2 separate regions of the Homo sapiens genome follow, and region 2 is linked to region 1. The links are chromatin contacts, found by Hi-C or POLR2A ChIA-PET in ENCODE. All regions are on one chromosome and are shown on one strand. Each heading gives the region's core, a stretch centred on a gene start or an enhancer-like site at or near the end of the contact. The rest is flanking DNA. Distances are from core to core; before and after follow the strand shown.

Region 1 (4,416 bases), core at 1,917-4,416:
TTCCATATTACTACTTGGTGTATTTTACGGAAGAGAATATGGAGGCCCCTTTGTAGAGGATCAGGATTGGAATGGCCAGAGATGGATTGTAGTTATAATGAGGTTCAGGGAGGGCTGCAGAAAGGGAGCCCCATGTTAGGGAGGCAGGTTATAGAAGGCTGAGGTAAGTTCCCATCACCTCCATACTCGCCTATCTTTTAAGAGTCCGTTCCTCCCCTCCCCCACTCCCAGTTGGGACACTTCCCCTGCTGTAACAGCCACAGAGATCTGGCAATCAGGCTGCTTCCTTTCCCTCCCCCATTCTGGGCCTGCCTGGGCCACACCCCAAGGCCAGGCCCCACTGGGTACAAGCCGGGCTCCAGGGACCACATTCAGATAGGGTTAGACCCCCATGGGCTATACTTCCTGCCGGAGCCAGGTCAGCCTGGTACTGGGAAGAGAGATTTTTGCCTATTTCAGGCATAGCTTTTGCCTGTCATTGCTGTCCGATGAGATTCAGCATTGCAGTCTTGTCTGTTGGGGGGTGGGCAGGGAGTGTCCGATACTGGGCTTCAGAGAAGTCTCTCCATATCTCAGTGATGAGGGCTGGTACAAGCAGATCAAAAGGCAATGGTTGTACAGTCCTGTGTGCCTAGCCCTATACTTAGAGGTTTTTTTTTGTCATTTAGTCCAGAGAAGCCAAGGCTTCAGTACTGAAGGGCATGTACAGCTGGGAAACTTACGTATGACTGTTGGAAAAGGAGAATCACACAGAGCCAAAGCAGGGTTAAAAGGGGTGGCCATGGGTGCAGTGGCTTACTCCTGTAATCCCAGCACTTTCAGAGGCCAAGGCAGGTGGATCACTTGAGGCCAGGTGTTCAAGACCAGCCTGGCCAACATGATGAAATCCTGTCTCTACTAAAAATACAAAAATTAGCTGGGCATGATGGCACATGCATGTAATCCCAATAACTCAGGAGGCTGAGGCAGGAGAATCACTTGAACCCGGGAGGTGGAGATTGCAGTGAGCTGAGATCGCGACACTGCACTCTAACCTGGGCGACAGGTAGCCATGCAATGGATATCCAAAGAAGAATTCAGTAACCTTATGCAACTGTGAGACTTAAGTTAGGCCTTAAGGAGTAAGGAAGATTAGAGAAGGGAGAGGGAATGGCAGCAGAGGGAAAAACAAAGAGTAAAAGTTCAGAGGCAAGAATGATCCTGGCTTGTTTGCAGAGGACATTGAAAATCCCTCTGGAACAGGGAGCTGGGAACTCACACTTGCAAAGTACCTACATTGTGCACATATTATACATTAATGCACTTAGTCCTTATAACAGTGCTATGTGGTAGGTACTGTACGTTGCCACTGCATTTGAAAGATAAGGAAATTGAAGCTTAGAGAGGCAAATCATCAGAAGCTCAGGGTCACACAGCTGGTAAGAGGCAGAACTAGGATTCAAACCCAAGTCTACGTAACTCTAATATCCCTTATCAAATTGTGAAGAACTCTGAATGCCAGTATGAGGGACCAGGCATGATCTGAATTGGGACTAAAAAGCCAGAATAAGTCATTGTAATTTGTCTAATAACATACAGATCTGGCCAGGCATGGTGGCCCACGCCCATAATCCCAGCACTTTGGGAGGGCTAGTCAGGAGGATCACTTGAGACCAGGAGTTCAAGACCAGCCTGGGCAACATGGCAAGACCCTGTCTCTACAAACAAACAAAAAGATGCATTAAAAATACAAAAATTAGCCAGGTGTGGTGGTGCCTGCCTGTAGTCCCAGCTACTCAGGAGGCTGAGGTAGGATGCCTTGAGCCTGGGAGGTTGAGACTACAGTGAGCTGTGATGGCACCACTGCATTTCAGCCTGGGCAACAGAACAAGACCTTGCTCCAAAAGAAAAAACAAAACAAAACAGATTGGCAACCATTGATTTACTAAATAACTTTTTTTTTTTTTGAGACATGGGGTCTTGCTGTGTTGCTCAGGCTGGAGTGCAGTGGCTACTCACAGGGACGATAACCTTGACTAGTGTACACACTACAACCCTTCACTCCTGGGCCCAGCCTCCCTAGTAGCTGGGACTGCAGGTGCACCACTGAGCTGGGCTTAATGATTCTTTTGAAAAAGCCACTTAGTGAATAAGTCATTGTTGAACCCCGCTCCAGATAGGTCACACTCCTGGTTTGGTGTCCTGCAGCACTGACATCCCTTCTTCCTGTTTGGCACAGTTTAGACTCTATATGCCCTCCTGAAATGGGCTATGGTAACTTATTCAACCCAGTTCAGGCCAGAGGATTTCAGAAAGAAGAGTTGTTTTGGGAGAGAGGATAAAGGTCTGAACTAGACCTGAGTAGGGAGGACTGGGCTGATCCCCTACCACAGATACAGGCATACTCAGTGCTTCCTGCCTTCTGGGATGAAAGGCTTTGCTCCTGTCACCTCCTGTGTGTACAGCACTTCAGTTTACAAAGTGTATTCATTCCCATGGTCAGGTTCCTTGATGCTGCCCTTGAGGCTGGGAGGGGTACTATTATTACTTCTACTGTACAGATAAAGAAACAGAGGCTCCAGGAAGGGCAGTAACTTACCTGATCAAGGTCACACAGTTAGCTGGTAAGGGGTAACTTGAAGACTGTATGATGCACCAAGGAAAACACAGGACTTTGGGTCACAAAACTGGGTTTGTGTTCTGGCTCCCACACTAACTAGCTGTGTGATGTTGAGTTACTTTTACTGTTCTGAATTTGTTTCCTCATCTGTAGAATAGGCATAGTACTAACAGGTTGTTATAAAGGTCAAATGACATAATAACATGTGACCTATAAAGGCTTATACCATATGAGGGCTTTTTTATCAAGGGTCAAGGTCGGCAGATAAACTCAAGACATCAGAGTCAGGTATCCAGTACTCTTGGCCCTATACCACACTGCCTTTGCTCTGCTTGTTTCTGGACACTACCATACTCATCATCCTTTTCCAGTGTCGGTCCTCGTTCCCTTCCCAGCCCGGAAGCTACGCTGTCCTTCCCCTCTCCTTTGAGAGCTGATTTACTGATTGCTAGTTGATAACCACCTCTTTAGAGAGCTGTACTTCCAGTCTCTTGGGCCTTGTGACAGCCAGCCGGAGTTCCCTCCTTGCCTTCCTGCCTGGGCCAGCCCAGTGCTGGGCTTTTCAGTCATACTGTCAACACCCACTCTCCTGCTCTGTGTGGAACTGAAGATTACAGGCCCAGGAGTTCTGCTTTGAATGTCAAGGCTTCCCACGTAATCCGCTGGGCACAAATAATGCCCCCTGCCTCCAAGGAGCTTTAAGTCTTAGTTCATCCACCTAGTGCTCTTGTAACAACCATTTTAATCTCTAATTCCTGGATAGGAAAACTGAGGCCCAGCAAGCGTAAATGCCTCATGCTTGGTTATAGTGAGTCAGCAGAGCTGGGGTTAGAACTTAGGTCTCTCAACTTCCAGTCTGAGGTCTCTATTTGACTCTCCACTGGCCTAGAGGGTCCTTATGCCCTTCCCTGACCCACTGTCTGAGGGTCTCTATCTGAATGTCCTGACGTTGCATGCACACGTGCACGCGCACAAACACACACACACACTCTCTCTCATTCATGCAAATAGGATGGAAATATTTTTTAATGTGAACCAGAGACACAACTTCATAGAGTGAAACCATTCCTCTCCCAGCTGATTCCAAGGCAAACTGTAGCCTGGGAGGGAGGTGGGACCAAGCCCTGGGTCCTTTGCAGCCCCCACATGACGAAAGTTTCTTTTCCACTTCCCAGTGGGGATTTTCTTCCCCACTTGTCATTGATTTTTGAAGCTTCTGAACCAGTGGTGAGAGCCCAGGCTGGGGGGGTAAGGGGTTCCCAGACCAGGGTGCAGCCTTGCAGTATAGCAAGTGAAATGGAGAAAATGGGCTAGTGTTGATGGTGCTTGGGTGGAGCCAGGGATAAGGAATACTCAGGGATTTGGTTGTGTTTAAAACAGGGCTGCCCCCTCTCAGGGAGCAGGCCCTGGTTGTGGGAGACAGTCAGGGAAAGGAAGTCACATATTGACCACCAAGAGTCCCCCATGGCCAAGAGGAAGTAGCTGATGAGAGAAGGATCCTTGCCATAGCAGTGTAAATAATCACAGGGTTTCTGGAAGCTGTGTTCCAGAACTCAGAAAAGCAGTTCATCTCCCCGAGGCCCTGTGACCTGCAGAGGTAACCAGATGTTGGCTGGAGCTGGGACTCCTCATACTTACCCCACTCATAAATACAGCAGTCCATTTATTGGGCACTTGCTATGTGCCATACCTCATGCTGGACATCTTCTATACATTATTAACTCTTACTTTTTATTTTTTTTTTTTTGAGACAGGGTCTTGCTCTGTCGCACAGGCTGGAGTGCAGTGGTGTGATCATAGCCCACTGCAGCCTTGAC
Region 2 (4,416 bases), core at 1,428-3,927, 300 kb before region 1:
CGGCCAGCCGCCCCGTCCGGGAGGGAGGTGGGGGGGTCAGCCCCCCGCCCGGCCAGCCGCCCCGTCCGGGAGGGAGGTGGGGGGAGTCAGCCCCCAGCCCGGCCAGCCGCCCCGTCCGGGAGGTGAGGGGCCCCTCTGCCCGGCCGCCCCTACTGGGAAGTGAGGAGCCCCTCTGCCCGGCCAGCCGCCCCGTCCGGGAGGGAGGTGGGGGGTTCAGCCCCCGGCCCGGCCAGCCGCCCCGTCCGGGAGGGAGGTGGGGGTGTGAGCCCCCCGCCCGGCCAGCCGCCCCGTCCGGGAGGGAGGTGGGGGGTCAGCCCCCCGCCTGGCCAGCCGCCCCGTCTGGGAGGTGAGGGGCGCCTCTGCCCCGCCGCCCCGTCTGGGATGTGAGGAGCACCTCTGCCTGGCCACCACCCCGTCTGGGAGGTGTGCCCAACAGCTCATTGAGAACGGGCCAAGATGACAATGGCGGCTTTGTGGAATAGAAGGGCGGGAAAGGTGGGGAAAAGATTGAGAAATCGGATGGTTGCCGTGTCTGTGTAGAAAGAAGTAGACACGGGAGACTTTTCATTTTGTTCTGTACTAAGAAAAATTCTTCTGCCTTGTGAGCCTGTTGATCAGTGACCTTACCCCCAACCCTGTGCTCTCTGAAACATGTGCTGTGTCCACTCAGGGTTAAATGGATTAAGGGCGGTGCAAGATGTGCTTTGTTAAACAGATGCTTGAAGGCAGCATGCTCGTTAAGAGTCATCACCACTCCCTAATCTCAAGTACCCAGGGACACAAACACTGCGGAAGGCCGCAGGGTCCTCTGCCTAGGAAAACCAGAGACCTTTGTTCACTTGTTTATCTGCTGACCCTCCCTCTACTATTGTCCTATGACCCTGCCAAATCCCCCTCTGTGAGAAACACCCAAGAATGATCAATAAAAATAAATAAATAAATAAATAAAAAGAAAAAACAAACAAACAAACAAACAAAAAAATACATTCCTGGCTGGGCGCTGTGGCTCATGCCTGTAATCCCCCAAGAGGGGTAGTACATGCCTATAAATTTCAGCTACTCAGGAGGCTGAGGTTGCAGTGAGCCAAGACTGTATCATTGCACTCCAGCCTGGGCAACAGAGCGAGACTCCGTCTAAAAAAGTATAAAATAAAATAAAACAATAATATTAAAATAAAATAAAATACATTCCTGGCCAGGCACAGTGGCTCACACCTGTAATTCGAGCACTTTGGGAGGCCGAGGCAGGTGAATTGCTTGAGGCCAGGAGTTTGAGACCAGCCTGGCCAACATGGCAAAACCCCATCTCTAATAAAAATACAAAAATTAGCCAGGTGTGTTGGCACACACCTGTGATCCTAGCTACTCAGGAGGCTAAGACATGAGAATCACTTGAACCCAGGACAGAGGTTGCAGTGAGCCAAGATCATGCCGCTGTACTCCAGCCGGGGCAACAGAGTGAGTCTCTGTCTCAAAATACATACATACATACATAAAATAAAATACATTCCCATGAACCAGATCAAACTTTTTTTAAACTTGGAATTCTATCTCCTCTAGGAGTACTCTCAAAAATGCTTTGTGAGTCAGACAGAAATATCCTGTTCTTTTCACTCCTAAAACAGGCTTATCTCTTTGGAAAGGTCAAACATTTTTATTCTTTTGTCTTTGTTTTTATGCATATGACTTCCAGGTTTGCCCAAGACAATATGTCTGCCTTAGGTTATAACTGTTTAGAGAGCTAGACTGTGTCTCTGTGTAACAACAGACTATAAGACTTCAAAGATAAAGATCATCATCTTCTATTCAGTATCCTCAGTCCTGGCACATACTAGATGTTCAATAAATGTTAAATTAAAAAACAAATTTATAATTCTACTTAAATACCCAATACATTATCAGGGAATAAGAACATAATCCAAAATCACCAGACTTTACAGCTGGCAACGACTAGCTAAGTAAGCTGGCTTTCACTTTATAAAGTGAGAAAACAATGGATGTTTTTGAATAGCGGGTTGACGTGTGCAAAGTTTTATCTGAGGAATGGTGGTAATGCACACAAAATGGCTGGGAGCAGAGATCCTAGAAGCAATAAGGTCAGTTTAGAATAACAGCAGCAGAAAAGGAAGGAAGATATTTAAGAAATAATACAAAGGAACAATCAACACAACTTGGTAATTGTACGGACAGTAAAGGAAGGAAAGCATCACAGGTAACTACAAGGTTTCAAACCTAAGAAGGAAATAAACCTAACAGAAACAAGAAAATCCAAGGCAAGACCCTGTTCTGGTACAAAAACCATGGGTTGGTTTTAACGTTCTGGATTTGAACTTAAAGAACTTCTAGGTGATAATATTTAATAGGTGGCTAAAACATAAAATCATTCCAATGCCAAAATATCTCAAGCTGGCAATTAAGTACTCCTTGATATTCTCTACCAACCTGCTTCCAGCCGTAGAAGTGCATACTAGTGAGTTTGCCATAGTTAGGCTCAGCAATGTGGATGTTCAAAGATTGGCTTTGATCAATGAAAGCACCTCTCTCAGCTGCCATCTTGAGAACAGTTTTCTGAGAGATTTCCCACACAGTTTTATAAAGTTGCTTCAGGTCATCAGGAATTTCTGGTATGCTCTAAAGAAGGAAAACCCAATGTTTACTTTACTCCAGTTAAAGAAAGCAGTGTATGATTAATAGAATAGTGACACAAGCTTTGATCTTCATTTTACTTCCTGCCAGATCTGACCTTACCATTCAGTATCATATGATATGATCCTTATCAAGTTTACCAAGACTATTTAGAAAGTTGAACAAAACCCCCATCTAACCAACCAAATATCAATCTGGTGATAGTAATTTCAGCATCCCTTTTTTGTTGGTCATAAACCAATTTTTTAATTTTTTAATTGATTTATGACCCAAACATTCATTCTTCTAGAGGCACTTAAAGAAAGGAAAAGTCAGAGCTAAGCAGCAATAAATGACCCTTGAGTTTTGCAGAAAACACAAAAAATAAGGGCTGTAATTCACAGGGACCAAGGGAAGCAATGAGATAAAACCCTTTAAATAAGCTAGGATTTCAAACTCCCTTTGGAATCCAAAATCAGGTTTTCTTAGGCCTAGGGTTAACTTTCATTAAAACACACAGACTGGCTAATGCTACAGTTTCTGTCATTAAATATGGAACTGTTATAGGACTCTTCATCTGTGTTGCTAAGCAGACCAACATTTAGCCAGACACCTCTATCTGCAAATAAATGCCTCTTGACTCTTAGTTGCAAATATTTACACGATTTGTGACTCTGTCTTTTGGACTATCAGTCGTCAACCATGATTTTTAATTAAGCTTGACTCTCTTAATTTCAGTCTTTCTATCTATGATCCCCCAAATTTTGATATACTTTGGAATCACCAAAAGAATCTTTAAAAATTATTGATGTCTGAGGCCAGGCACGGTGGCTCATGCATGTAATCCTAGCACCCTGGGAGGCCAAGGCAGGCGGATCACCTGAGGTCAGGAGCCTGGCCAATATGGTGAAACCCTGTCTCTACTAAAAATACAAAAAACAGCCGGGCGTGGTGGCAGGCACCTGTAATCCCAGCTACTTGGGAGGCTGAGGCAGGAGAATCGCTTGAACCTAGGAGGCAGAGGTTGCAGTGAGCCATGATTCCACCACTGCACTCCAGCCTGGGCGACAGAGACTTCGTCTCAAAAAAAAAAAAAAAAAAAAAAAATTGATGTCTGGTTCCTGTTCCTAGACATTTAATTGGTAAGGAATGCAACCTAAGCTTCAGGATTTTAAAAGCTCCCCAGTTGATTCTAAGATGCAGAAAAATTGAGAACTACTTTTTTATATTATTGCATAAAAACAAGATGGTAAGGGTTATGTAAAGATGTGTACAATCCTAGCACAACAATGCAGAGGTGAACAGAGCTACACAAGCAAAACCTAGATGAACACAATGAAGTCATTCTCTCCATTGTCTAGCATGAGTGAGGAGGTACCACAATGTCCAACTCAGCCCCTGCAGAGCACACTTCATTTTCATTCTATACCTGAATAGAGCCATTGCATGCAATAATCTGGTTTTTCATCTCTTCATGCCATAGGCCCCGCTCGGTAAGATCTTTCAATAAGTGAGGATTTACAATCTGAATGGAAAAGCAGAAAATGTATGAAGAAATAAATAACAGTGACTGCTTAGAAAAGACTACAGCTTTGAAGCTTAAACTAAAATCACTTAAGAGTTATTTAATGCTAGATTGCTTGGTAAATTCTATCTTTTATAAAGACGAGACATCAATGCCACCACACGAAAGCTATATTCCTTTAAGATCTTGACATCTGTTATTCAAGAAACAATATAATTAGCCAGGCATGGTGGCGCAGCATGCCTGTAATCCCAGCTACTCAGGAG

The links. A loop is a pair of places that touch in the nucleus more often than their neighbours do. ChIA-PET counts read pairs that join two places held with the same protein, here RNA polymerase II (POLR2A). Pooled maps may share reads with other maps.
Region 2: POLR2A ChIA-PET joins it to region 1 with 10 read pairs in BJ. The contact joins two enhancer-like sites. A Hi-C loop is called at or near these places in 1 of 50 pooled maps. POLR2A ChIA-PET finds 5 or more read pairs at or near these places in 3 of 52 experiments (AG04449, BJ and activated T-cell).

Annotation. Positions count from the first base shown.
Region 1 is chr11:3,830,586-3,835,001 of GRCh38, reverse strand. All of the region lies in intron 1 of RHOG (ras homolog family member G), which reads left to right. Among named protein-coding and RNA genes, the nearest start is that of RHOG, 8.2 kb to the left of the region's middle. Within about 2 kb of position 3,166, at least 11 of the 41 ENCODE cell types and tissues checked have a DNase peak (open chromatin) inside an H3K27ac peak, as active enhancers do.
Region 2 is chr11:4,133,297-4,137,712 of GRCh38, reverse strand. RRM1 (ribonucleotide reductase catalytic subunit M1) reads right to left here. Exons shown (of 19, transcript NM_001033.5): 17 at 4,055-4,150; 18 at 2,443-2,631. Among named protein-coding and RNA genes, the nearest start is that of RRM1, 41 kb to the right of the region's middle. Within about 2 kb of position 2,677, at least 2 of the 41 ENCODE cell types and tissues checked have a DNase peak (open chromatin) inside an H3K27ac peak, as active enhancers do.